2 separate regions of the Homo sapiens genome follow, and region 1 is linked to region 2. Evidence: read pairs that join two places in POLR2A ChIA-PET (ENCODE). Cell type or tissue: Panc1. All regions are shown on one strand. Links, peaks and the distances in the headings refer to the core of each region. The heading gives the core; the rest is flanking DNA. Region 1 overlaps SEMA3C (semaphorin 3C). Region 2 overlaps MAGI2 (membrane associated guanylate kinase, WW and PDZ domain containing 2).

Region 1 (15,421 bases), core at 3,650-8,649, 1.6 Mb after region 2:
AGTTACGCTGCCTAGTAGCCAAGATTCTTCATCTCTTTGGGCCTCCCTCAGCTGTAATATAAGGGGCCAGATTAGATGATTCTAATGTTTCTTTTAAACTGTGAGAAATAACACTGTAAAATAAAACATGTCCCAGTCACTAATGGCATCCAACTATCACCACCTGATTTCTTCCTTACTGATTTATCCCCACACACACGTGAGCATGCACGCGCATGTACACACAAACTCCATAAATCCACCTTCTCTTTGAAAGTGCCATTTATTTCACCTAAAACTGTTCCTAAACTAGTCTTTACTAATGGCACTTAATCTCCATGTGGCTTAAAGTAACAAACCAAGGAGTATGTGTGTGGTGAGCCTGTGGTCATGAATAAGAGGAAATTTGAATGTAAAGGGCAGAAAGCAATGGAAAATGGAAGCCAGCCGACTACCACTGTTTTTCCAGCTGTTTGTTTCACTGGTCAAAAATTCTAGTAAAACAGATAGTATTTCTTTACAGCCTCATTAGTTTCTCCTATGTAAACTGACAGTGCAAGGCAATGTTCACTGCATCTAATGTTCAGATGCAGCAATCTTTTAATTTTTAAAAATTATTTCTTGACTCTAGACTTAACAAAATGACTTTCATAAAGGTGTTAAAAATCTGCAAAAAATTCGAATCCTTGAAAAATAAAACAAATTCAGTCCTTATATACACATCACACTACACATGTGCACGGAATGATTAGAATGTTGCAGAGATTATTAAATTTAAACATAAAAGGGTCTCAGGAATACATGTCATCTATTAATTATCTAGGTGGAAACAATTATGAGCTTTATAATGAGGAGAATGCCTTAAAAAATCTTGTTAAAGATACAAACAGCTACTTACTTTTTAAAATATCTCTGGGATCTGTAAAAATTAAGGTGATGATTCAATTTAGGGCTGTCTAAAGCAAAATTTATTCTATAGCAATTAATTACCTTTATTTCATCCATTTTAAAAGTTTTCTTCTATAATCCTTTAACATCTGACAGATATTTAGGCCTGTGAATAAAATTTGTAGTTGCTCCTTAATTTGTTTCACAATATTTTCTGAAATATTGTGAAATAAAAAGAAAATATAGATAATACAGTAATGTGAATGAGAGTTGTGTTTAGTTTATCTTATCAATTGTACTTAGTAATATCCCCATAGTAGTCTAAGCATGATATTAATATCTAATATTGTAATTCATATTACAATATGAATTTTTAAAATTGCTTTTTCGATTTCCCCAAAATAATCAATGATTGTCTTTTAAAATAGCCCTACAACTGTAAACATGGAATTCATTCATTAATTTACAATAACTGATTCCATTGTATAGAAACTGAAAATGCTTCAAACCTCAGTAAAATCAGGAAAATAAAGTTGATATAACCATTTGTGTTAAATCACAGTTATGTAAAAACTTGTGTTGTCTGCCCTCTAGTTGCTCCAACTCTAGGAGTCCTTTCTCATTTCTCTATTACTGTATGCTGTTATTTAGCTAAGCCTTAGTCATAAACCTGCTATCAAGAAAAGTTATATCTCAGATTACCTTTAAAGAGAATGCATTAGATATATGCAGGATAAGGTACATGCAATATACAATTATTTGAGATAATTAAATATATGAGATAACGTAGAAAGGGAAACAGAAAAGTTGTCTTAGCCTCCTAAATCAGCCTAATGCTTAACTGGAACCTCAGGTGGAATAGGCTGTTTAGCTCTAATAGTTAACAGGATCTCTTGTGACCCTCCATCAGTCCTGGTTGTTGTTTCTTCACAACTTGCTGTCTCAGAATTGTCTGTTGGGCCCTATTCTGGTCCTTGCCATGCTATGAACCAGCTAGCCTACATCCTAACTTCTCTTCTTTCTGAGACAACTTTTCTAGAAGCCCCTTCAATGGGGCTTCTCCTTTCCTTGGGGCTTCTCCTTTCCTTAAGTCTTCTGCCCTTACCCAGCTTCCAATGTCTGCTTTCTCCCTGTGTATCTCAATTTCTTCACCCTCTCCTGATGCTCCGTCTCGTGTTCCGATCTCAAAAGAAAGGAAACCCGGTGACAGTGTGTGGCAGGGTAGCAAGACTTGTGTGGCAGGGGTGTGGGGGCAGGTAGGCGCCGGAGAGCATGGGGCTGTGGGATGGGCCAGCAACTTGCATGGCCTGACTCAACCACTGGCACACATTTTTGGAATGTTAGCAATTCTACTCAATTCTTCTCCCTCTAATTTCCCTTTTAGTAATTATTAGAAAAATAAAGATCTAAAATAAACTAGAGCTAGACAAAACTATTCATTTTTGCTGTCTGAGTTATGAGGCAGCATGTGGAAACATTGTATTTGGGAATTCCCATCAAAAACACAGAAACATAAAACCATAAAACACTAAGAAAAAGGCCATAAAAACATTAAAATATCAACATCCTTTCCTTGTTCCTTGAATAACAAGTGGATCTCCAGAGGGAAGTAGTGCCTTCTTTTGGGGGCTGGGAACTACAGGAGAGATTCAGTAGTAAAAGAGCTGCTTTAAGTAAGCTTTAGTCAACAGACCACACTTGCCTACATGCCCTGGCCAATTCTGACCTCCCTTCTTGAACACCAGAGAAGAAAAGCAAAGGATAAGTAAAAATGAGAGGAGATGTTCATGATAGGAAACATAGAAAATAGTGCCCAGATACGAAGAGGGATAGTAGAAATAAGAATTAGAAAAACTGAAGAGAAGAAAGATAACCTAGATGAGGAAAACATGCTTAAAAAAAAGTTTGAGGCTGTTTAATTGACTGCAAGGTTTGATACTGGCATAAGCAAACAAGTAAATAGAAATTCAGAAGGCTTCATTTACCATTTAAAAGATTAAAGCTACTGTTCAGCTTTGCTTAGTCATAAATTTTATTGTTTACTTTGTTGTGAAGTGTCTTTATTGATACTACAGTCAGACAATATAGAAAAATGGATCCTAAATACATTGGAATAAATACATAATAAAGCTATTTTTCTAAATTGTTTATAAACTTAAAAATATAGGGTTGTTTTCTTTGTAGTTAGAGCCTGGCATGCCTTATTAAAACTCTTGCCAATTGTCCTAAAGGATAACGAGATAATTTAGGGGCTGTTTATATTGATCAATTCCAGATTCTTTTTTCTAAAATATATCGTAGATTAAAAAACAGAAAAATAAGCCAGGCATGGTGGCTCACCCCCTGTAATCCTAGCACTTTGGGAGGCTGAGGTGGGCAGATCACCTGAGGTCAGGAGTTTGAGACCAGCCTGGCCAACATGCTGAACCCCGCGTGCCGACGAAAAATACAAAAATTAGCCAGGCATGGTGGCACATGCCTGTAGTCCCAGCTACTCGGGAGGCTGGGGCAGGAGAATCGCTTGAACCCAGGAAACAGAGGTTGCAGTGAGCCGAGATCGCGCCACTGCACTCCAGCCTGGGTGACAGAGCGAGATTTTGTCTCAAAACAAACAAACAAACAACAGAAAAATATAAATCTAAGTACTAAAATGTGAAATAATTCTTATTGAAGATGAGTAACACTGAATTCCATATATAATAATAACAGAAACAAAGATGAGTATATAGCAGAGTAATTGTATTAATAAGAATTATTGTATGTATAAAAATATGCATGTGTCAAGCAATGTTTTTTGTGTTAATATTTAGCAAAGTATAGGCAGAACCAAATCACACTAGTCCTGCAGCTCACAGGACATGGGAATCAGGCTTCCATAATCACTCTGTATTGAGAATCAGGACACGCAGGTAGGGAATCTCTTTCCTTAAACATACTTGCATAAAGGTAGGATAGGTTTTCACTGAAATTACAGAATAATTTTTTCACAATAATTATGCAAAATAGTATTAGCCCACATTGTCTTATTAGTAGCCACAGCCTGTCCATAATTTTTGTTTGACCAAAAAAAAAAAAAAAAAATTGAGAACTGTTGGTCATAGTAGTGGCTTGATGAATTCTATCCCAAAGTCTTTCAACATGGCCTAAATTGGTTTATAGGTGATTTGTAGCTTCATACAAACCTCAACATACACACCTATGTACACAAATGGATAAAAATGAAGTAATGCTATTGTTGAATCCCTTCACTAAATAAACATTCTTATGTGCCCTACTTTATCAACATTTTTTTTGTTTGAGACAGAGTCTCGCTCTGTTGGCCAGGCTGAAGTGCAGTGGCATGATCTCGGCTCACTGCAACCTCCGCCGCCCGGGCTCAAGCAATTCTCCTGCCTCAGCCTCCTGAGTAGCTGCGATTACAGGCGTGTGCCACTGCGCCCGGCTACTTTTTGTATTTTTAGTAGAGACAGGGTTTTACCATGTTGGCCAGGCTGGTCTCGAACTCCTGACCTCAGGTAATCCGCCCATCTTGGCCTCCGAAAGTGCTGGGATTACAGGTGTGAGCCACTGTGCTCGGCCTCAACTTATTTTTTCGTAACAAATATGTTCGTAGACAAAGACAAAAGTAAATGCATTATTTTATTCAGTTTTAAAATGATATGACATATTGTTAGAAAGATATGATATACACCTTGTTTTATGACTTTAACTTTTTTCTAATTGTATTTTCATTGAAATAAACAGTTCTACTTTTTTTCTTCTCTGCCTTGATCAATACCACCCTGGAGACAGCATTCTTATAAGAACTTTTGCTTTAAATATAAATTAATTTTTTATCTGTCACTGTGCTTTACTCTAGACCAAGAGTAGAAAACTCCATGTTGTTGAGGTCAGGCAAGTAACATAAATTAGTAAAAGAAACCAGGCTAGAAGAAGGGCTCTTCTCAGCCCCCATCAGTCCTTGCCAGATCCTCTGACATTTCAAGAAAAAATGAGAAATAAAGACTGTCAACTGAAGTCTAATTCTTAAATGTTAGCAGCTGATTCATTTTTAAATATTATATGAACCAAGACTATCCTTTTCTAGGCTAGTGACAAGTTTTCTACTTCTATATTAATATTTCTTAATATACCCAGACAATACATTTCTTCAGGGTAGGGAGTCTATTCTAGTTATCTTTTAAAATCTGTGTAAATTTAAGGGATACAGGTGCAGTTTTGTTACATGGACAGACTGCAAAGTGGTGAAGTCTGGGATTTTCACATAACTGTCACTCATATAGTGTACATTATACCCATTAATTCCTAGTCATCTTTTAATTTCCTCACTTTATATAATCTTACATTTAGTATGTTTTTTTTTTTTCTTTGAGACGGAGTCTCGCTCTGTTGCCCAGGCTGGAGTGCAGTGGCACCATCTCAGCTCATTGCAAGCTCCACCTCCCGGGTTCACGCCATTCTCCCGCCTCAGCCTCCCGGGTAGCTGGGACTACAGGTGCCCGCCACCACGCCTGGCTAATTTTTTGTATTTTTAGGAGAGACGGGGTTTCAACATGTTAGCTAGGATGGTCTCAATCTCCTGACCTCGTGATCCATCCACCTTGGTCTCCCAAAGTGCTGGGATTACAGGCATGAGCCACCATGCCCAACTACATTTAGTATGTTTTTACTGTGTGTCACATCTTGATAAGTGTTTTACACATATTACCTAATTTAATATTCACAATGATATTATCAGGTAGCAACTAATATTATCCTAATTGTATAGCCTAGTAAACAGTTGAGGAAGTTGAGGCAACTGCCATGAGTTACATGGCTAGTAAGTGGTAAAGCAAGATTTCACACTCATGCAGTCAGCTCCTGAGCCTGACCTAGGCTTTCTACATTTGCCTCAGCTAGCAGAGGTTGTGCAGAAGGGAATCAATTGTTTCCATTTTGGTTTGAACAAGGCAAAGATAAAGGTTGGGAGGGCCCATTCACTACTGGCCTGTAAATCGTGCACAGACTAAAAAGTAACTCTATATAACAAATGAATCACTTTCATGACTAGTTTATTGTACAACACTATAAATACTCCATCACCTTTTCTTCCTGTGTACTGCTGAGATAACAAAGAGAAAAGAATGAAGTATGGAAAATATGTAATTTGTGTTTTAAGGTGTGCTCCTTAGAACAGAAGATGTTGGATATATTGCCTGAATGGCTTAAAAATAAATTGGGAAATATTGTGCCATAACACCTCATTTTGTACATTGCACTAAACAGTTCTGGCATAACTGGATGGAGGAAATGAGTCACAGTTTTGCCTGTTGTACAGGGTGGTACAACGAATTACTGCATCTAATTTTGGTGGATGAACTCCAGAAATGAATTGGGAACATAAAGATTATAACAAAGTCAAATAATTTTTCCAGTTGTCAAGTTAGTTAGAATTAATAATTTTGGTTTTATCAACAATATTCTAAAACAAAAAATTAAGTAAATATCCTGTGAAAAATAAAAACTATCCTTGACTATGTGATTCAACGATTTACTGATGTGGCTATTTTAGTGTTGTCCAGAAGTAATTTCCATTAGGCAAAACAATTTTTCTTTGTTCCATCCAGGGAAGCACCACAGCTGTGAAACTCACATTTTGACACACAGAGAGTTGTAGTCTTACAGTTTCCTAAATCAGATATTGATATTTTACACCTGCAACTATATCCTAAGCATTTCTTACTTGTCAGTTACTTCACTGTATCTATATACTTTGCAAAACTTACCGCCAAGTGCTAAGTAGTAGAAGCACACTACATTTAATCACTTCTTTCAAAGGGAAAATGTATCTTTCCATTAAAGATCAATCAGTAAAGTTGTAGGTAGAAGCTTGGAATCAGTATCTTTGTTTTCTGTGACTACAATTTTAAAAATACACAATGTCCTAGAATATCATCTGCTGTTTCATTTCATAAAATAGTTGTCTAATTTTCTTATCTTGCCTAAAGGGCATCCAATGAGTAACATGTGTGTCTCTGACTTTGCCCATATTAGGTATATTGTACATTATAAGGTATTAAATTTATACCTCCCACAAAAAAGTTATTTTTCCTTTTTTTCTATAATGAAAGACATTATATTGATGCACTAAAACAAAGAATGTTATAAGCTGTTGATAAAGGCCATGTAAAGTTTTTCAATTCATGTTGTTTGGGTTTTTTTGTTGTTGCTTTTGAGACTGTCTCGCTGTCACCCAGGCTGGAGTGCAGTGGCGCTATCACAGCTCACTGCACTCTTTGCCTCACAGGCTCAAGTGATCCTCCTACCTCAGCTTCCTGAGTAGTTGGGACTACAGGTGTGCACCACCGCACTCAACTAGTTTCTGTATGTTTTGTAGAGAAAGGATTTTACCATGTTACCTAGGCTGGTCTTGGACTCCTGGACTCAAGCTATCTGCCCACCTTGGCCTCTCAAAAGGTTGGGATTACAGGTGTGAGTCACTGCACCTGGGCTTCATGTTGTTTTAATAAGAACAAGTAAAGATGACATATCCTTTCTAGCCAACACTGACAATTTTCATAGTCCCTAAGTACTCAATTTGTGTTCTGTTTATTACTGACCTGTCCATAAGACTTCTTATTTCTACCTCCTATCAGTTACACAGTTTTTTCCCTACAAATTTTTTCAATTGTAAATATGTAGCTATGTTTATAAGCAAATGAAAGCATCTAACTGTGCATATTAAAACAAAGTTAATCTCTCATATAGCTAAAGAAAAATTATGTTCCGGAAAAAGCACAAATATTAAATTGATCACATAAACAACTATAAATTTCCATGGTCCAATTTTTCAACTATCCATGTATTTAAGACTAACTAACATCAATGATTCATTTAAAACCAAAACACATGTCGTCATGATATCACAACATCACACTAAAATAATATATGATTTGTAACTCATAATAGCAGGGGCAGTCTTGTTCCCATTTCCAGGCTCCAGTGAAGTTTCCACTATTCCTCAATGAAATCCCAGGTTTATTTCTAGAGGCCCATGGGTATTTACACTTTTCCTTGTGTGTTGTTGAGTATACCAAAACAGAACTGCCAGCCATTAGCCCATGGCTTTTCTGCCTACGTGAAAACAGCAGGATTATAGTACAAAGGGCAGAGACCTAAGCCAAGATTATGTGCTAAGAAGAACGGTAAGAGCATAAGCCCGCTGAATTACTGGCACCTTATGATCCTGGAACTGAGAGCCCTGACAGGGTTTGATCCACTATTTTGGTTCTTTCTGCTCTACCTCTGCCCATCCCTCCTAATGCAGATAAAATTCATTCATTCTTTCACTTTCAAGTATTTGCAGTCACGCATCCCTTAACAATGAAGGTATGTTCTGAGTCATTAGGCAATTTTGTCATTGTGCGAACATCATATATTTAACTTATACCAACCTAGGTGGATCTCTTACTACACACCTAGGCTATATGCTATAGCCTACTGCTCCTCAGTACAAACCTGTACAGCACGTTACTGTACAAAATTCTGTAGGTAACTGTAACACAATGGCATTTGTGTATCCAAACATATCTAAACATAGAAAAGGTACAGTAAAAATGTAGTATAATAATCTTATGGGGCCAGGCACAATGGCTCACGCCTGTAATCCCAGCACTTTGGGAGGCTGAGGCAGGCAGATCACCTGAGGTCAGGAGTTCAGGACCAGCCTGGCCAACATGGTGAAACCCCCGTCTCTACTAAAAATACAAGCACTAGCCAGGCATGGTGGCACATGCCTATATTTCCAGCTACTCAGGAGGCTGAGACAGGAGAATCACTTGAACCCAGGAGGCAAAGGTTGCAGTGAGCTGAGATCACGCCACTGCACTCCAGCCTGGGTGACAGAGCAAGACTCTGTCTCAAAAAAATTAAAAATAAATCTTATGAGACTACCATAATACATGTGGTCCTTCTCAATGGAAACATCATTATGCAGTACATTAGTGTGTTAAGTATCTACTACGTATCACACATCATTTAAAAGGCTAAAAAAAATGATATACAAGGAAACAAATGTAAAGAGCCAGAACCTGTTCCCACTTCCACAAGTGACATATTTTTGTGAGTGACAGGAAGCCTTCCCTATCTTCTACTTCCACTCCCCTACCCCTACCACCACTATAGCTTCTTCATCTTTTAGAAAGTCTATTATCCCACCATTAGACACAGAGGGCATCTATTGCACAAACCTGTATTTAATCCCCTATATGTTAGGCCTGATGATGTAACCTAAAGGCCTATTTAATTTTATTTTATTTGAGACAGAGTTGTGCTCTGTTGTCCAGGCTAGAGTGCAGTAGCAAGATCTCGGCTCACTGCAACCTCCACCTCCTAGGTTCAAGTGATTCTCATGCCTCAGCCTCTCCAGTAGCTGGGACTACAGCCGTGCACCACCATGCCTGGCTAATTTTTGTAATTTTAGTAGAGACTAGATTTCACCATGTTGGCCAGGTTGGTCTCGAACTCCTGGCCTCAAGTGATCCACCCACCTCAGCTCTCCAAAGTGCTGGGATTACAGGCATGAGCCGTCACACCTGGCCTAAATACCTTTTCATGTTGTTGAGATTCTTACAGATATGTCATTATGTTTCAAAATACAAAGGATATAGAAAATAGAACACAATTTTCTAAATCATGGCTTTGAAATGGATCTTCACATTCCACACAGAGTAAGTGAAGGGTATTTGTTCACTCTTAATGGGTTGTAGCCACTCAAACTGCGTTACCACTACACTGATGATGATTTACCTGGCTTTGAGAATCTCAACTGTTGAGTAAGGGGGCTAAACTTTAATTTTTAGTAACGATTGCAGCCTGAAAACTGCTAGAACACTAGATTGAATAGTGTTCTCTTTTATTATTAAAAGGAGTTCCCTGACACTTTCATGTTGTGTAACAGAAACTGCATTTTAGGGATTGGGGGAAGTGGTTTCTAAATATGGCAGTAGGTTAAAGTCACCTGGACAGTTTTACAACACTAGTGTCATCCCTAGAGATAGTGACTGAATTGGTCTGGGGTGTGGCCTTGGCATCAGCATTTTTTAAAGCTTCTAGGTAACGTACAGCCAAGGTTGAGAATCACTGCCCTAGGGTCTCAGGTTTAACCTTACCAGTCATTCCAAAAATTCAGAATTACAGTTTCTTTTTCCTGAATTTTCAGAATCTTAGCGCTAACTTTCTAACTTCAAGCCTTGTGGCCCTATAATAGGGTGGCAAACTGCTGATGAAAATGAAAGCACAGAGAAAAAAAAAAGCTTTTGAACTCTGGGTATGAAATCTGTCAAGAAAGACATTTCTTGAGGTAATGTTGTTTTGAACTCCTGATATTTAAAATAGCCTCTTTCATGCCTTTGCTGCAACCCTCAATTATGGCCATTTTTTTTTTTTTTTGAGGAGGTGGGAAGAGGGAGGTAGGGAGAGACAGGGAGAGAGAGGGAGAGAGAGGGAGAGATAGGGAGAGAGAGGGAGAGAGAGGGGGAGAGAGGGGGAGAGAGGGGGAGAGAGGGGGAGAGAGGGGGAGAGAGGGGGAGGGGTGGAGAGAGAGAGAGAGAGAGACACCAAGACCCCTACCACCACCACAGACAGTTTAGGATTTTAAATGCTCAGGGCAGTTGGATTTAATTTGACGATTAGAAGTCAGCCTGTTTGTCAGTTATCAGTCAGGCAGTCATAATGACTCTGCACAGTTACAGGCACTGTTGGGAATTTGGAGGTAAAGAAAACAAAATCAGCAAAAGCATTTTGCCCCAGAGGCCGGGAGACTCCTGCAATAAGTGTAAGTGCAATAAGCTCATCCCGGGCATTCCAGCTTAATTCCCCTCTCCATTCAGTTTGTAACTATGATAAAGCTAATCCCTGCTAGCAAAATGATTAATGCCTACAATGGGTTTAAAGCTGATGCTCTAAACTAGTTTAAGATAATTTTTGCTTTTAAAATGTCACCTTCTGTGAGGTGTCTATGCTTCTTTTATGGTATGCAGCAGGGTTTGCCTGGTGTAATATTTACATGGTTGGCTTATGCCACTTACTAGAGTAGGTGGTTGCTGAGGACCAAATTCACGCCACACTTCTTTTTGTACCCACAGATGTAGCACACAGCATTGTACAAGGTAGGCTCTGGAAAAGAGTCATGGAATTGAATGTAATTTTGTTTTGTTTTTTTTTTAACTGAATAATAAAACCTCTTTGTAAGGAAGCTGGGTGAGTAGAGAGCAAAAGAAGGAGAGACAGATGGACATAACAAGCTTTACAAAAGGGCCTAAAAGCTTTTTTTCTCTTATCGATCCATAATTCACCAACAATCAATTCTAACTAGATTTTCCTGCTTCCACTGGAAGATGAACAAAATTTCTATTGTTGGAACTTCATACAGATACGTATGTATCTTGAAAAATGTCTATGCTATTAAGGGACCTCAGCAAATTTATCTTTAGTTATTAAAAATCTAATATTCTTTTTACCCAGAAGCAATATTAGAAAAGGTTGCAACTATGCTTTACTATCAAATATTGTAAAATTTGGAAACCGAAGATGGTTATTGCAGAGGTAATTTCATCTAAGTGCTCATGGCACTGAATTTCATCTCCATAGCACAAATAAATGACACATCTTAACTCTCGGCCACCTTTAACTACATTCCTGCTACACATTCCATCAGCACCTGGGCTCTGAAGCTTTCACCATTTCATGAATAATTCCAGACTAAGCTTGATCATCTTTTTCTCATGTCAGTAAAAAAGAAGAGAAAAAAAAGAGAGGGAAGAAAGGAAAACAAATACAAGAGATCAATTGCTAGATAGTATATTTTATAAGTCTCTAGTGTAGTATCTGAAATGTCTACATATAATTATGCGTATTAAAAGTGTTGAATACATTATCAGAAGAGTAGAAGGTAGATGTCAGAAGAAATATACCAGTGTAGATCATTATAAAATATTCTATGCAGACAAGCTGTTGAAAATAAAAACATTATAAAAGGAATACTATAGATATAAGGGGAGAGGCAAGCATTTCCTTTCACCTAAAACCAGAATATTTCATTATTCTGTAGCCAAGCGGTAGGGGCTGCTTTTTCTTCCACAAAGTAAAGCTTACTGAATGCTTTTTCTTCTATCATAGAAAATTGATTATACCACTGTTGTCAATATAATTAAATGAATAACCAAAGGTTATAATACTAGCATATAGAACCCTTTGCTTACTGTACTTTAGATATCAAAATAGAAAATACAGCTGCATAGTTCATATTCATTATCAGTTTCCTCTGAAAAAATGTACATAATTAGATTTTTACACAAAAGTTTTAAAACTCCAGTCACATCAGCAGGTTTTGACTACTAATGGAAAATGGAATTGATGCAATTATGTGAAACAGTGGCAGGAAGCATGGCTTTTAAAAGAATCAGCTTAAAGAAAAAAAATTCCAGTTGCATGTGCATTAAAGCTGTCAAAACTCTAAGCTAAAGATCCGCTCTCTGTGCCAGCTAAACCCCTGCCCGACTCCGGAAAGTAACTTTCTGAAGCCATGCCAAGCCCTCTGCTTGAAAATAACATCTTAATTGGTTTCTTCTAATAAAATTCAAAATGCTCTTTTGGTGATGATAATACACTCATTGTTTTATTCCTGCTTAATGTTCTGGTCTCTTGGAATGTTTTGAGCATTACTGTTCAGGAGAAAGGAAAAAGCCCTTGAGCCTGAATTTATGGAGCGACAATCTGGCTGGATGGACCAACAAAGTTGGAGGCTTTTGATGCCAGAAAGATTGTTTTTATAAACAATCTATAAGGGTGGTTCTATTTAATGTCAGATTCCTATATAATGGCAATGAGACTCCAATCTCTTCCTATTAACTGCATCATTAGTATGTAATAATGTTTAGTTGTGAATACAGAACTAGACTGTTTAGAGAATACTTAGGGCTCTGACTGGCAACTGACACAAATTAAATTATTCGATAATTCTTTTCAAATCAAGGGGTAATTTAAGTCATAAGGTTTTTCTTCTGCTTGAGTTATGATAACTAGCGTACATCTATCTACAAGGGCAGACATGTTATTTAAAAGGCTCCAACGTATCCACCATACCATATCTAAACTTCTGCATGCCTTATCATCCTGTTAAGTTTCTTTATTAAAAGTTGTTCAATTCAGGCTGTTGAATAGTTTGTTTACACATGGACTCTAATTATGTAACGAAATTCAATAGAAAAATATCATTTGTATAATATTTATACAAGCCAATTTTATAACCACTTTGCTACTACTCACTAATTCCATTAAACAAGAGATCCCTGTCTTAAGAATTATAGTTGCATTGGAATTGTCTTTTCACATGTAATAGTCTGTATCATTTAAAATAAACTGTGATCACATATATTATTTCTACTTGACTCAATTACAAGGAAGGTCAAGCAAGAATACTAGGACGTTCAACTCCCCTTACTCTCAGTTTCTAATTTTGTTACTGCTGTCTTAAAATCTTCAGACCCGTTGTGTTCACTATCAAATTTCAGCGATGAATGAAGTGCCAGCTTGGTGTACTTCACACAGTTTGTACAAAGTTATGTCTATTTACAAAAGAGAAAAGGTCTTTTCTAATTTAACTTTTGTGAAATGAGGATTTTGGAAAACTGAAGCACATAATTAAAGACTACATTTCATATGCTATAATTGAGATTCTGCTCGCTCTTTGGCAACTGACGCTAACTATAGTAACACTAGCAACTTGGGTTGCAAGACTTCGCTGGCTGGAAAAAAAGAAAAGCAGGCGTAGAGAGCAAATTTAGGTACTTATCTTATTGATGCTTTACATATTATGTGCCCCATTGACTCCCTTTACATCCCCGTTATCTGTGCTAGGGATGGATTACTTCCTTTTTGCGGGTTGCTATTCAACAACTCATTTTGTTCTCACTATCACCAGCTGTCAGAAAAATGGGAGGGAGACAGGGCTCAAATTCACAAGTCACCAGAGTTTCTTGTCCTGGTCCTCAGCTTGCTTGCACTAAAAGCTGTCACTATATAAGTGTTACAATAATGTTTTAAGTAATAAAGTGTTCACCAAACTAATGATCCAATTATATAATTACAAATCTGTGGTTATTCATAAATTTAAAATAAGAAAACATATAAATAATGCATTTAAAATGATACCAGGAATACAACAGCTTTTTTCTGACTGAACAGTTTTTGTTATATGAATATACAAGAGAGTATACACTTAGGAAAGACTAAAACGGTATTCAAATATAATGTAATTTTACTCATAGACGATGTGAGTGTGTGTATGTGTGTGTGTGAGAGAGTTCTGCATTTATTTTTACTCAGATATATATCCTCTCTCCATAATTAATTCTATCTGTAGAAAGTCAAAATCTATAAGGAAATAAGTTTTTCCTAAAATAATTTAGAAGTTGCTTCTTCAGAGCTATTAATTCTACATAGAGTTAAGGTTTTCTTTCTGCTGGATCAACATTCTGTCTCCCTTCTCTGAGGAACAGAAATCTTCTGTAAAATTACATTGCTGTAACTCCCTGAGTTTATCTATTCCATATAGACTAGAGACTTTACATTAGCCATTATATTACAAATAAGGTTAAATATAAGAGCAATCTTGTATTCAAAATTCAAAGTCTGGTACCTGATCATTTTTATCAGAAAATAGTTGTACTAAGGTAGTAATTTAGAAATTAATTAGGTAGAATGTTTTATACTTTTATTATCAAGAATCTTAAATGCTAGCAAGCGTTAAAGTTGAGTAAGGCAAGAATATTTAGCATTTTCAGTGGCATCAGTTCAAACCAGAACATAAGATTACTTTAATGGATTTTTCACTCTAAGGCAATACATAAATGAGCAGAGTGGAATATTCTAGGGATTGACTAAGGGGAATATGGAATCCTGATGTACATAGCACATCAAACGAGCTCTTGATTACAAGAGCAGTAACTTGGGGAAGGAAAGACAAGACTAGTATGTTCATTAATTTGCATGAATTAGAGATAAATGAAAATATAAATTATTCTTATTTATGTATTGCCTCAATCTTCGCAAAGAGAATTGAGAGGCACTTAAAATATGGTGTTGAACAGATTTAAAGCCTGATATATAATGATCCTCAAATTACTGCTGAAAATCAGCAGTTAATTAAAAATGTAAGGTATGTTAAAGCTACAGTGTTGTACATACTTGGAGAAGAAATATCATGAAGCAAGTTGTTAATACTCATATTAATAGCCTTGCATTTCTGCAGATTTTGTAACATACATTTGCAGGGTATCTCTGATTCTATACAAGCACTGCTCATAATTAATTTTTCTCTTCTTATACCATTTTGTCTTCTAGTCTTGTCAATGCCACCATTAAGCTGTAGAACCTTAACCAAGAGCTTTAGCCTCCATGCCAATTTACTTCATAGGCATTCTATAATAAATTAAATAATAAGGGAATTATTTGAAAAGTAAAAAGCATTTTACAGAAGTAACATATCCCTATTGAGAGCTTAAAGACAGCTCAT
Region 2 (15,421 bases), core at 7,007-12,006:
TGAGAAGTGAGGCATTACTATAAAGTTACCTGAAAATGTGGATGTGACTTTGGAACTGCGTAATGGGCAGAGGTTAGAAGAGTTTGGAGGGCTCAGAGGAAGACAAGATGATGAGAGAAAGTTTGATATTTCTTGGAAACTGGTAAAATGGTTGTGACCAAAATGCTGATAGTGATATGGACAGTGAAGTCTGGATTGCTGAGGTCTCAGATTGAAATGAGAAATCTTATTGGAAACTGGAGCACAGGTCACACATGTGATGCCTTAGCAAAGAGCTTGGCTGCATTTTGTTCATGACTTAGTGATATATGAAAGTATTGAACTTCAAAGTGATGATTTAGGGTATCTGGTAGAAGATATTTTTAAGCAGCAAAGCTTTCAAGTTGTGACCTGGCTGCTCCTAAAAACCTATGCTCAGATGTGGGAGCAAAGAAATGACTTAAATTTGAAATTTATATTTAAAAGGATAGCAGAGCATAAAAATTGGGAAAATTTGCAGCCTGGTCATGTATCAGAAAAAGTAAAAGCCTTTTCAGGAGAAGAATTCAAGCAGACTGTGGAGCAATTACTTGCTAGAGAGATGTGCATAATTCAAAAGGAGCCAAGTGTTGATAGCCAAGGCAATGGGAAAAAGGCCCTGAAGGCATTTCAGAGACCTTTGTGGCAGCCCATCACATCACAGGCCTGAGGCCTAGGGGAAAGAATGTTTCATGGGCCAGGGCCCTGCTGCTCTGTGCAGCCTGGAGATACTGCTCTCACATCCTGGCTGCTCTGGCTTTAGCCTTAGCTCAAGGGGGTCCAGGTACAGCTCAGGCTGCAGCTCCAGAGGGTGCAAGCCATAAGCCTTGGTGGCTTCCATATGGTGTCAAGCCTGCGAGTGCACAGAGTGCAAGACTTGAGGCTTGGGAGCCTCCATCTAGAATTCAGAGGATGTATGGAAAAGCCTGGGTGCCCAACAGAAGCCATCTGCAGGGGTGGAGCCCCCACAGAGAACCTCTGCTATGGCAAGGCAGAGGATAAATGTGGATTTGGAGCCCCCACACAGAGTTCCTATTTAGGCACTGCCAAGTGGAGCTAGGAGAAGGGAGCCACTATCCTCCAGATCTGAGAATGGTAGATCCACTGGCAGCCTGGGCTCTGCACCTGGAAAAGCCACAGACACTCAAATCCAGCCTAAGAGAGCAGCCATGGGGACTGCACCCTGTAAAGTCACAAAAGCAGAGATGCCAAGGCCTTGGAAGCTCACTCTTTGCACCAATGTGCCCTGGATGTGGGACATGGAGTCAAATGAAACTATTTTGGAGCTTGAAGATTTAATTACTGCTCTATGAGTTTTGTGTGAGGCCTGCAGCCCTTTTCTTTTGGCCAATTTCTCCCTTTTGGAACAAAAATGTTTACCCAATGCCTGTACTCCCATTGTATCTTGGGAGTAAATAACTTGTTTTTGATTTTACAGGCTCATAGGTAGAAAGACTTGCTTTGCCTCAGATGAGACTTTGGACTTTGAACTTTTTGGTTAATGCTAGAACAAGCTAAGACTTTGAGGAGCTATTGGGAGGGAATGATTGTATTTTGCAAGTGAAAAGGACATAAGATTTTGAAAGGGCCAAGGGTAGAATAATATAGTTTGGATATTTGTCCCTGTTCAAATCTCATGTTGAATTGTAATCCCCAGTGCTGGAATAGGGCCTGGTGGAAGGTGTTTGGATAATGGGAGTGAACCCTTCATGGCTTGGTGCTGTCTTCATGATAGTGAGTGAATTCTTACAAGATCTGGTCATTTAAAAGTGTGTGGCACCTCTCCCCAGCTTTCTCTCTCTTGCTCCTGCTTTCACCATGGGATGTGCCTGTTCCTCTTTTTGCCTTCTGCAATGATTGGCAACTTCCTGAGGCCTCTCTAGAAAGAGATGCTGCTATGCTTTCTGTATAGCCTGCAGAACCATGAGCCAATTAAAACTCTTTTTAAAAAGTAAATTACCCAGGCTCAGGTATTTGTTTATAGCAGTGCAAGAATGGCCTAATACAGTCAGTAAAATATAGTAACCATAAGAACCAGCAATAACTGAGATTAATTTTAATCCTTCTGGAGCTAGGATACAAAGAAAAACAGGTAAGAAAGTTGGAAGACATTCAGTTTTTTAGAATATCATCTTCTCAGGGCCAATAAAATATTCTCTGTGTTAAATAAAAAAGACAAAGTTCATATTACATTTTATATAGGGGAAATAATGAATAATATCTCCAGCAGCATTTCACAGCTAACATAGCAGCAGACATGATATCTTTTTTCCATTATTCCCTTCAGCACAAGCTAAGGGCTTAACAGTGAAATACCCTGAAGATTCCAGTAGGGGATAAATTGATGGGTTTGGGCAGCCTTCTATGACTGGAGCCAGGGGCAGGGTGTGTGTATATATTTAAAGTTGATGGATACCATGTGCCTTCAACAATCTTTTCTAAATATTGCTTTTTCTCAGTTGAGCTTTCCACAGGAGATGCAAAAAGATGTAAAATTCATGTAGTAAGCATTGGGAAGCCATTACGGATTAGTAATCTTAGGGTCAACAAAATCAGTTAGAGATTTTGGAAAGAGAATTTTGGTCCTCAGTAGCAGGCCTGGTTAGAGGATTAGAGACTTTCAGAATAGTGCTTGACAATGGAAGCAGCATGAGCTTATGATAAAAACATGGCTACACTACTTTTGGGTGTCCCAACATCAAACACCACATTGCAACTGAAGAATGTTATTTTAATTTCCCTGACAAAATAGCTTTATCTTTGCTATAGCACACACTTGATAAAGATATTAGAGGATGTACTGGTAGTCACTAACCAATACCATTTTAATTACACATGAGTCATACTGTTTAAACATTAATAAACTGTATAAAAATATTTCTAATATTTCTTCAGAGTCCATTAAATCCCAAACTTAGCAAAGTTTGATAGAGTCTCACAGATAAATAATTTATGATTGCCATTTATAATTAAGCACCATATACAATTTCCTTTAAATACCTTTCCTGCTTTGGAGACTCAGAGGGTGGAAGGGGTATGAGGGACACAAAGCTACATTTGGGGTACGATGTACACTATTCAGGTGACCCATGCACTGAAATCTCAAACTTCACTATACAATCCATCCATATAACCAAAAAACATTTGTACCCCAAAAGCCATTGAAATAAAAAAAAACTTTAAAAAATACCCTTCCTGTAGAAAGCATACATTCAATAATGTTAAATTATTATTTTTAAACACTTTAGTACCTTGGGATATTTATCTAACAGATTAAAATAATGATGCCAGTTACACATCATTTAGTTTATTATAGGCTTCTTTGAAAACAATCATCTGTGCCAAAGTGTTTTCATCAATCTAAGCTTATTTTAAAGCATAAACCTAGAAAACATACTTCTGATAGTGAATTCTAGTAAATAGGAAGATATATCTTAAAGCTCAAATTAGCAGTGATGCTCAGAATTTAAGGTTGGTTTGTTTGAATTGGTTTGTTGATTTTGTCATCAGATGATTTAATGAATGAAAATCCATTAATGAACTCTGACAATGTTTACCATATCACTTAATCTTTCTGTAAAATATTTACTCTGAGTAACTATCACTGGTTAATATGTCACATCATGAATTGATAGCCCAGAGACAAGACCTTATATTGTTTATAGATTAATATAATTAGGAACGACATTAAGGTTAGCTTGTCTTGCGTTTCATCTAAAATAACTTTGAAACACGTGGTTAATGTGTTGCTAGATCATATCTCCTTCAGTCTTAGAGAACAAATACACACACATATGTATGTACATATATGTATTTTTGTGTGTCTCATATATCCTGTATATATGATAGTCAACAAAATTGGTCCGGAAGATTGGCCTTCTTGGCAGATGAGGAGGCTGAGAGAGGGACAGAATCTCCATTCGTGCCCTTTTATTGACACCACCAGTTATCACTGAAGGATAACTGTGATAAAATTATAGTGTAATAAGACCTTTAGCAATAATTAACTGGCAGGTGAGTTTCTAAAGTGCCAATTTTCAACTGGGATGTGTGTGTGTGTGTGTGTGTCTGTGTGTGTGTGTGTGTGTGTGTGTGTGTAGATTTCTAGAGGTTAAAGCCGTTACCTATGGGGAGTTATGTTAAATTATTCAAGGTATTCAATAATCAAGTCACCAAATCATATACAAAGTGGAAGCTGGGAGAGGCGGGATAGAGTATTTGTATTATATGAATAATCATGGGGTTTATGAACATTGCTCCTTATATTACAGTTTTTTCTTCCTTAGATACTCTGGTGATGGGAGACGGAAGGTTGAAATCTGCTGTCCTAAAACTCCCAGAAAAGATAATTTGGCTATATTCTTGGAAAAGCTCCGATATACATAGCATTTTACTCTTTATACTTAGTTCTAGTGTGATAAACCCTGGAGAGTGATTGTGTAGATAAGCTGAAAACTTCCATGATTTAGTCTGAGCCCAGCTCTTCCGTTCTGGTTTCTAAGGCTAAAAAGAAATCCCTAGATTTACACTGCCCAGACACTGCTGCTGAGCACTGAATGTCAAATGAGGAAGATGTTATGGTGAAACACCAGGTCTAATTCCCTCTCAGCTTCTCAAGTGCTATGGCCATCTCTTAGTGGGGCAAAGCCAATGTGAGCCCTTAATTTCCAAATCCTAGAGTCCACATGATATGGAAAAGGAATGCATTAAATAGTCACACTCCTGTACACCTGAGCCATGTGGTTAGGGAATGTTTAATGGTGTCAACCAGGAAAGGTCACAGTGCTTATGTGGCTGGGTAACGGAAGTCTAGTGCATGATCAGACTCTAAGCAGGAAGTGATCTGTAACTCCACAGAGTACTTACAAACAATTCTCCCATCACTATGGAGCGATGATGGAAATCAGCATGGGAAAATACAGATGAGGAAATGTCAACAGAAAAAATGCAGAGATGGAGTGTTAAATGATAGAGACAACATTATCTTACATTATCATTTTCTTGGCCCTTTGGTTAAGAGCTGTCAGTTCTTAAAGAATTTGGGGGACTAGTGGCAGCCTAGTAGAGCAGATTTTTCAAAAAATTATATTTAAGTTTTTATATTGATAGAGCATACATATATATGTATATAGTTTTCAGAGTATGAGCTCAGTCACTTCAACAGATCTTGTTTGTTTTCTTCATTGGAAGCTTTGATTTAAAAATTGATTCTTCTCTGGAGTCTGTTGAGTATCTAACCACATTAAATGAGGTAAATAATAATGGTATAACACTTGAAGTGGTATCTGACTAATGAAGATCCCAAAGGGAGAACATTGACGTATTAATACCTCATTCTTTCACAATGTTTATCTATTCTTATCTCTTTGATGTTAATTACTACATTATGTTAGAACTAATTTGACCATGTAACTCTTCCTTATCTCATTTTGATTTTTAAGCATTTTCCATATCTTAGTGTTTACTCTAAAATAATTATTTAAAAAGGGATCTAGGCTGGTCACGGTGGCTTACACCTGTACTCCCAGCACTTTGGAAGGACAAGGCAGAGGATTGCTTGACCAGGAATTTGAGACCTGCCTAGACAAAACAGTGAGACCCTGTCTCTACAAAAAATAAGAATAAAATACAAATAAATTCTCCAGGCATGGTGGCACATGCCTATAGTCCCAGCTGCTTGGGAGGCTAACACAGAAGGATCCCATGAGCCCAGGAGTTTGAAGCTGCAGTGAGATATGATCATGGCACTCCAACCCGGGTGTAAGTAAGTAACAAGTAAATAAATAAGATCTAAAACTCCTTTGGTGAGGCATAGGAAAGGCTTTGGAAATTGAACTACATATTCCTGTAGTATCTTTTTTTTTTTTTTCCTTTTTGGAGACGAGGCAGGGTGGGGGTGTCTTCCTCTGTTGCCCAGGTTGGAGTGCAGTGGCACAGTCATGGTTCACTGCAGTCTTGACCTTCTGGGCTCAAGAGATCCTTTCACTTCAGACTCTGAAGTAGCAGGGACTACAGGCAGGTGCTACCACAACTGGTTTTAAAATATATATACACATATATATATACATGTATATATATATGTGTATATATATTTTATTTATATGTATATGTATATTTTATTTATATTTATATATATTTTATTTATATGTATATATATTATTTATATGCATATATATTTTATATATATGTGTATATATATATATATTTGTAGAGATAGGGGTCTTCTTATGTTGTCCAGGCTCATCTCAAACTCTTCGGCTTAAGTGATTCTCCCACCTCGTCCTTCCAAAATATTGGGATTACCAGTATGAACCAATGTACCTGGCTGCTTTTTTGATTTGACATGAAACCACAGATCTACATTTTTACTTTCAAATTCTTTCTGTAATATTTGCATAGATGAGCATTTGACCTTCAATATGTCAACTTGAATTTGTCTCTGTTGAACTTTACCTTGTCATGATGCAGATTTTTTTCTTTCGTTTTTGCATAAATCTTATGAAGTGGTCTGGATTTCAAACTTTCAACAGTCAGTCTAAATGTAAACAACAAACCATGACACTTCAGTGGCATTGTAAGCATTTACTGTGTATACCTACTCTGAGATTCTATGAAGTATTTGAAGCTGTTGTCAGAATTGAATCTACGTGTAAATCTTTGAATGCTTTCCTTTGATTTCTGAAGAATTTTTTTTTTTTGAGATGGAGTCTAGCTCTGTCACCAGGCTGGAGTGCAGTGGTGTGATCTTGGCTTACTGTAACCTCCACCTCCCTGGTTCAAGCAGTTCCCCTGCCTCAGCCTCCTGAGTAGCTGGGATTACAGGCGACCGCCACCACACCCGGCTAATTTCTTTTTCTTTTTCTTTTTTGTATTTTTACTGCTCTATGCTTAAATTTTGAGGCTGCCAGGATGAATTTATCCTGAAAACTCCTTCTGAGGGTATCTCACAAAAATATAATGACTTACACTGAGCAGCAGGAGTGGTAGGGAACTTACAATCTGCCTTAGAACAAAATGGACAGTTACTGAGGAGTTAGTGACAAGTGTGGTACCACGCAGTGCCTTACTCCAGGTGATTTTGAATGAATGCTTTATTAGCCATTGTTCTCAAAACAGCAGTGTAAAATCATAGCTACACCTAGTGGGCCCAGATGGACACAGTTTTAAGATATACTCTAAGAAGAGTCACAGAATAATTGAACTTCTTAATTGCTAACCAGATCTGGAAGTTATTTCCAGAGTTAGTGATACTTAGGAGTCTAGGTAAAGAATTACGATATGGATTAAGTGAGAGGCTTCACCAGAGGCTTTCCCTAGAAGGTAAAATGTGTCAGGGTGTGAGAAAATTGCTGTCTGGCAGGTCTGCTTTTCCTCCATCCCTACCTGCATCATCTATGGGAAAATGGTTTCCCTCTATTGTCACTTTTATCTAAGAAAAAAGTAGATGTAATTGGATTTCTTCACCTTTTTTGTCAGCAAAAAGAAATAACGAGGATATGATATAATCAGGAACTTTGGATGAGGGTTTAAGATAAATGCTGGAATCCTAGATTCTTAACCTAGATATAGCTTTTTGGTTAAAAGAATGTGGCCTGGAGCGGAACATTACATTACAGGAGATTTGAAAGCCAAAGTCTCTTCCTACTGTGATTCTTTAAAGTGTCAAACTATCAGTACAGTCAATACCTGGGTAAACACTTTATTGAAACAACTTTTGTATATTCTTATTTTAAATTGAAGATTAGAAACTGCCTTATTCTGAAATATGAAAGGAAATATGGCTGTAAGGCTAGTTCAGTCTTTCCTCTTTAACCACCATAGAAATCTCTGAGTTTGGTTCCACATTCCTACAGAAAAATATGGCTAAATAGATTTTCAAGTTATGCCCATTATCTTTGGGGAGCTGGGATTGGAAACTGTTTATGAGTCAGATAAAAGAAAATGGATACACTTCAGGATGGCATGTGAAATAAAATTATATTACTATATTTATTGAATGCTGTGTGTATGAAAAACAGTGTTTAGCATTATAAAATCATATTGAAATGATTTTAATAGATAATAGACAAACTGTTATATTTCATGAAGACATTGTCATGGAAATATTGACGTTGCCAACACACGTAGCTCAATATTCCCACTGCTCTTATGAAATAGATTCTGCTCTTTCTCTCTGAACACCAACATGCGTTCTCAGTACAGAGACAGGTCACTCAAAACAGAAGGTGTATAGCTTCTCTTGGAGTTTTCCCAGGACAGTGCCCTCTGGTGCAATCTTTGGCTATGGAAGCATGAGCGAGTTCAATAGTGCAATAAACATTCTTCCCTTCCTCCACATCAGTGGCCCAAATACTAATTTGTCCAAGAAATTGCCTGCTGGTGCTGTAATTTCAACTCCCTCTTCAACTGGCAGAAAGGTATTCATGTCCACAAACAAATAAAAGAACAAGGACATATCTATTGAGACAGCTGAACACTAAACCTCTAATTGCTTAAAGTAATTTGGAAACATTTCTGGAATCATAATACCAAGAAGAACATGCCTTAAAGAAATTATTAAGTAAATAAGGACAATTTGAATTATTTCTACCTGATCTCATTTCTATTGGGCATTTACTAAGTATGTGAAGAATAACTCTCAAAGGCTAGGCAAGCCAGCTGTAAAGTAATAATCATTTCTTTTCTTAAGAAAATAAGGGTTAAATTAAATCAGAAAATAGTAGAAACAGCAATGAGAATAAAATGCTTTAGAATATTTATGAGAATTTCCTAGAATACTAATAACCTCAAAATTAATTCAAAGTTGAACATTTTTTTAAACTTTACCCTGATTAAAAAATAAAATTTTTCACTGACAAAGAAAAATAAAGCCTCAGTTAAAATTATTTCATTCCCACCTATCCTCTTTGTTCTCTCTTCTACCTTTAAAATTACTGAAGTTTATATCCCCAAATATATATAATATTTGCGGTACAATTTCCTTGCAATAATCACTTTCATTTTGTAGACTTTTTATGCTGTCTAGCTTAATTCAATTCTAATGCATTTCTCTTTTACCTAACAGTCTCAATATGTGTGATATAAACTCTGATTATCCCAGAGATTATAACATGCAGGATGGAAGAAGAATAAAAGGCAATACATATAGATAAATCTTTCAAGATTTGTGTTGGACGAGGAAACTAGTTTAGAGATTTTGTTTTTGTTTCTGTTTTGGCTACACTTTCCTTAAATTTCCTAAGGTGATATTATATATATTATATCTATATATAATATAGATATGATTTAGAGTTGTGCTTTTACGTTAAAATATGTAGAGTTATTCCATTCAATTTTCTGCTATTGAATATTTCTTAAAGACTCAGCATACATACTAGCATGAGACATACACTTCTTTTATTGGAAAACTTCAGTGAGAACACTGAAGGAGAACAGTGTTCAGAAGAACGCTGAACAATCTAGTAAAAAATTAGTTTCACTAGACACGGTATATAATCTGTCTATAAGTATTTAGCTTGCATACTGCTGTGATGGCATGATTAAAATATGACATAAAATTCAACTTATCAGATCTTTCATCGTTTATGATGTTTATCTAATATCTAGAAAAAAATCCCTTATGTATACTTGTGTTCATCACTGTGAAGATAATGTTACTTTAGTCCCTCTCAAATGCAATCAGGGAAGACTATGATTAGAAAAGTATCTCCATCAGGTCAGGCGCAGTGGCTCACACCTGTAATCCCAGCACTTTGTGAGGCCGAGGCAGGTGGATCATCTGAGATCAGGAGTTCAAGACCAGCCTGGACAACATAGGGAAACCTTGTTTTTCCTAAAAAAAAAAAAAAAGAAAAGAAAAGAAAGAAAGAATGGAAAAAAAATTAGCTGAGTGTGGTAGTGCACTCCTGTAATCCCAGCTACTTGGAGGCTGAGGCAGAAGAATTGCTTGAACCCGAGAGGTGGAGGTTGCAACAAGCCGAGATCGTGCTACTGCACTCAAGCCTGGGAGACAGAGGAGAGTCCATCTCAAAAAAAAAAAAAAAAAAAAAAAAAAAAAAAAAGAGAGAGAGAGAGAAATATCTCCATCAGTGTTAAATATTCGAATGCATTTTTGTGTACAAAATTATCTGCTATGTACAGATGAAAGTATTCTAAAGATACAGCAATCCATGGAGGGATGAAAGAACATAAGGCATTTATTATTGAAGCAACCAAAAGAGGGAAAGGGAAGTGGTGTTCAAAATTTAGTGTGCATCAGAATCACCAGGAAAGCTTGCTAAACATTCAAATTACTGAACTCTCCTACCTGGAAATAATTTGATATGCCTGGGATCCAGAGATCTGCATTTTAACAAATACTCCAGGAATTTCTGATGTATTTAATTTGGGGACCAAGCTTTCAGCCTAAGAAGGGTAATAAACTAAATTATTGGGTAAGTATTAAAGAGGGAGTTAGTGAAGCAGAGAACAGATGGGAAGGAAGTCATTAGCAATAAAGCCGGTGATCTTGTTTCCTATTTCACTGGAATAAGGGAAGCAACCAGAAAAGAATTCCCAAACATTCCACAGAACATATATCTATTCATTTGTACCTGTGACCCCATATCAAGTAAAATTTATCACTATGAGCAAATTGTGACCCTAGTTGAGACCAATCACTTCAACTGACCAGCAGAACCCATTCTCTCATCTACTGAAGATTCCAGAAATTCTTGCCTTTCTACAGCAGTACTACATTTACCTCTTTGTTCTCTGATCATTATCACATTAAGAAGTATTCCCATATTTCTCTCACTTTAAAACACACACACATGCACACACACACACACACACCCCTCTCCATTTCACTCTCCTCTTCAGTTGTCCTAGTTTTATTTATCTCTTTACAATAAAACCACCCCCAACAAATTGTTTCTGATCACTATTTTCAATTTTCCTACTTCCATATTTTCCTGGCCTCTCTCCAATCAGAATTTTCCCTTTTCCATCAAAACTGCTCATAAAAGATCACCAATTACCCCTATGTTGCTAAAACCAATGATCAATTCTGAGTTCCCATCTCACATGGTCTAATACTGGTATTTGAATTAGGTCATGCCTCTAAATCAGGTGTGTCCGATCTTTTGGCTTCCCTGGGCCACCTTGGAAGAAGAATTGTCTTGGGTCACACATAAAATACACTAACACTAATAATAGCTGATGAGCTAAACATAAATCACCAAAAAATTCTCATAGCGTTTTAAGAAAATTTATGAATTTGTGTTGTGCTGCATTCAAAGTCGTCCTGGGCTGCATGCGGGCTGTGGGCCATGGGTTGAACAAGCCTGCTCCAGATTCAATATCCCCCTCACTTGACTTCCAGGACATCAGAATAGCATTCCTCCGTAGGCTTCTTTGCTTCTTATCTTCCCATCCCTTTCCTTCTCCTCCCACCACCTGCCCCTATTTCCCTTCACTGCTTTATTTGATGTTTCATCAGTTCTCATAACTTTACGTACCATCTACAAGCAGATGATTCCCAAATGTACTCCAGCCAGACCATTTCTCATTAATGTCAGGTTCATATTCCCACAGTTATTGAATGTTCAATAAACACCTCAAATTTAACATTATCAAAAACAATATTGTAACCACTTGCTCTCTTCTCTACTAATGTACACTTACAGAGCCTTTCCCATCTCAGTAAAAGGCAACTCTATACCGCAAGCTACTTAGACAAAAAATCTTGAAGTCATTCTTGCCTTCTCTCTTTTTGTCATATTTCATATCTGGTTCGTTAGCAAATCCTTTGTCCCTATTTTTAAAATTTGTATATCCAGAATATCACCTCTTACTGCCTCTATTGCTAACATCCCAGTCTAAACCTCTCATATTTTTCTCCTGAGGCAACTGGAGTGATTCTATTTAATACACATTAAGGTCATGTCACTCATCTGTTCAAAACCCTAAGATCCCCATCTCACTCAGAGTAAAAGCCAAACCTTTATAATGCCCTTCAATGGAAATTTTTGTCAAGTAAATTCAATTCAAGCTATGATAAGTCAAGTCGAAGCATGTCAATCAATCCAAGCTGAGACAATTCTAGTCATGTCATGTCAGGACACAAGTTAAGACAAGACAGGTCATGTCAAGTCCTAGATGATCTCCCCACCCACTATTACTCTTTGATCTGTTTCCCTCCAATTCTTCGTCTCAGTAGGCGCCAACAACACTGGCCTCCATGCTATTCCAGAACTCCCCAATCATGATCTTTGCTAGTGCTGTTCTATGTGAAATGCTTCCCCTGGGAACCTTTATTACTTGCCCACTTACTGATTTTCCATCTTTACTCAAATGTCACCCCTTCAATCAGTCTTGCTTGTCTATTCTATGTAATACCGCAACGTAGCCTCACCAACACAGTCTGGCTTCTGTTTCTCATTTTTTGGCTTTGAATTCATAACTAATAACATAGAATTTACTTATTCCTCTTGTTTATTGTCTATAATTCCTCTCTCTCTCTCTCAAAATACAAAGTACCTAAATTTTTGTCTCACTTATTAACTACTGTGCTCCAGAGAAGTGCTTGGCACAAAGTGTGCATACAAAAAATAGTTCTTGAAAGATGGATGAATGGCATGAAGAGCACTGTCAAAACCTAAGTATTGGGATCTCCTCGAATCTGGATAAAAATCTTAGCTAATTCTTATCAGAAGGTGAAATGGCAGCTGATGGTGCAGTAACAATAAAGATGCAGTTGCACCGTACAGGCACCCTCCTCCCCCTCCACCCACCGCCTTCTTCCCTTTAGCTTGTATGCAACACTATCTAGTCCTTTGTAAATGAACATTTCTAAATACCTGGGGAGAGTTTTGGTGAAGTCAACATTTTTTATTACATGGAATATTTTCTAAATAATACATTTTAAACATGTAAGAGAAAATTCAATCAATTATAGACTTCCTCCTTTTCCCTCTCCCTACTTTAAAGATTGTTTTAGGTAAAACTATATGGCTCACAGAATATATTTGGGGCTTATCAGGACACAGGAATACTACTACTAAAATTATTATTTCTTGTAAGCCTTTGTAAGCTTGATGTGGCAATGCAAAAAATACACAAAAACCAGGCAAACTTTATTTTCTGAAGCATCAACTCCAGTTATAATTAGATTTCCAAAATTGGTTTTAATAAAATTAGGGCTGGGCCCATATCTGCAGGCTCTCTCCTTGTTCACAGCTATATGTCCAGGATCTAACAGAGTGCTTGATAAATAGAACTCTTCCTGTTTCTTACTGTCTCAATCTCTCTCTTCTCCCTCCCGCCCTTCTTCCTCCCCTCTCCCTCTCTCTCTCTCTGAGAGAAAGAATAACGGAATTAAATTGAATGATTAATCTCCAACTATACATGATACAATCGATTCAATTTTGGCATTGTTGCCTTAAAGGGTATCATTTAGGCCAACTTAAACTCAAACAAGATACAAAAGATTACAAAAACCAGGATAAAGATAATAAGGAGAGCCAATTCTATTTGTTCGTTTATAAAAGCCCATGTTAAGAGAACTGTTAGCCTTACTTTTATTTTTGAAATTCTTCAAATCAACCTACTAATAAGATAAATGTTCATACTTTGTTCTACTCATTGTGCTAGCCAATTTAGATACATTATTTACATTATTTAATTTACTTTTTTTTTTTTTTTTTTAAGATGGAGTCTCACTCTGTCATCCAGGCTGGAATGCAGTGGCCCTATCTCAGTTAACTGCAATCTCCACCTCCTGGGTTCAAGTGATTCTTCTGCCTCAGCCTCCTGAGTAGCTGAGACTACAGGAACACACCACCACATCCTGCTAATTTTTGTATTTATTTTATTTTTAGATGGAGTCTTGCTCTTGTTGCCCAGGCTGGAATGCAGTGACGCAATCTTGGCTCACTGCAACCTCTGCCTCCTAGGTTCAAGTGATTCTCCTGCCTCAGCCTCCAGAGTAGTTGGGATTACAGGTGCCCACCACCATGCCCAGCTAATTTTTATATTTTTAGTAGAGACGGGGTTTCATCATGTTGGCCATGCTGGTCTGAAACTCCTGACTTCAAGTGATCTGCCCGCCTTGGCCTCCCAAAATGCTGGGATTATGGGCATGAGCCACCCTTCTTGGCCTTATTTTAGTATTTTTGTAGAGACGGGGTTTCACCATGTTGGCCATGCTGGTCTCAAACTCCTGACCTCAAGTGATCCACCTGCCTTGGCCTCCCAAAGTGCTGAGATTACGGGAATAAGCCACCGTGCCTGGCCTATTTATTTTACTTTAAAGAGAAGTCCTATGACCTGGAAATTTCTCTGACCCATATAATTCAAACTGCTTATCAGAAGTCTATATATGTCACACGCATTAAGCCCTGTAGAGTCATGGAATATTATCCTTGAGACAGATTTTAGTGGATTTTCATTGTTTCATTTTTTTCTTAAGAAACATTACTCTTTCCTGCTAAATGCATTGCAGTCTTCCTCCTGAGGATCAATTTTTCTCACACTCCTAGTCCTTGGTCTTCTGATGAGATAGTTCTAAGTCAACCAACATGGCTCATTTTCCTGAGTATAGTGAGAGGTTTAGAGATGTACATGTGACCAATCAAACTACATAAGATAAACTGTGACTTTTATTGGGACATAGAAAAAGAAAATTTTGCTGTTCTCTTATGCACTCAAATCAGAAAAGTTTTAGCTATGGGACCTCTTGGTAGAATTTTGGAGCCAGGTAGAGAGAAGTGCCCTAAAATGAAACTCAGATAAGGAAATGAAATGTACATGAACAAACTGGGCTCTAATTATATCACTGGAAATTTAAACAAAGCCTAGCCAATCCCTGGACTGCTCTCTTATGTGACATAATAAATCACTTATTGTTTAGGCTGGTTTGAGCTGGATTTTCTATCACATGCAATGCAAAGTTTACTAAGTGATACAAAATTCTTCACATTTGCAACTCTACGAATATCATTTTAAAAATGCGATTTTGTTCATAACAGTAGTATAAACTAGATTTAACTCTTTTTTTTTTTTTTAAGGTGAAGTCTCGCTGTTTTCCAAGCTAGAGTGCAGTGGCATGATCTCGGCTCACTGCAACCTACACCTCTTGGGTTCAAGCAATTCTCCTGCCTCAGCCTCCAGAGTAGCTGGGATTACAGGCATGTGCAACCATGCCCAGTTAATTTTTTTTTTTTTTTTTTTTTGTATTTTTAGTAGAGACGGGGTTTCACCACATTGGCCAGGTTGGTCTTGAACTCCTGACCTCAGGTGATCCACCCGCCTCAGCCCTCCAAAGTGTTAGGATTATAGGTGTGAGCCACTGTGCCCAGCCTAATTCGTTTTTTTTAAAGTAATGATCTGACCCACCAAATTTCCACCAGTAGATATTCAACGT

The links. ChIA-PET counts read pairs that join two places held together with the same protein. Peaks named below come from ENCODE experiments on the same cell type or tissue, not always from the same donor. Only the 100,000 strongest peaks of a DNase experiment are listed, where the experiment ranks them.
Region 1: POLR2A ChIA-PET joins it to region 2 with 6 read pairs; 1 of 35 experiments calls an interaction of 5 or more read pairs at or near these places.

The regions. Positions count from the first base shown.
Region 1 is chr7:80,894,895-80,910,315 of GRCh38, forward strand. The region is part of intron 2 of SEMA3C (semaphorin 3C); the gene reads right to left. Among named protein-coding and RNA genes, the nearest start is that of SEMA3C, 16 kb to the right of the region's middle. In Panc1, for the core only: no CTCF peak of the experiment used is centred there; a DNase peak (open chromatin) is centred at 6,077; H3K4me3 peaks cover 243 bases; H3K27ac peaks cover 4,224 bases.
Region 2 is chr7:79,300,117-79,315,537 of GRCh38, forward strand. The region is part of intron 1 of MAGI2 (membrane associated guanylate kinase, WW and PDZ domain containing 2); the gene reads right to left. Among named protein-coding and RNA genes, the nearest start is that of MAGI2-AS3, 150 kb to the right of the region's middle. In Panc1, for the core only: CTCF peaks have their summits at 7,163 (motif pointing left), 7,367, 8,292 (motif pointing left) and 8,502; no DNase peak of the experiment used is centred there; H3K27ac peaks cover 4,906 bases.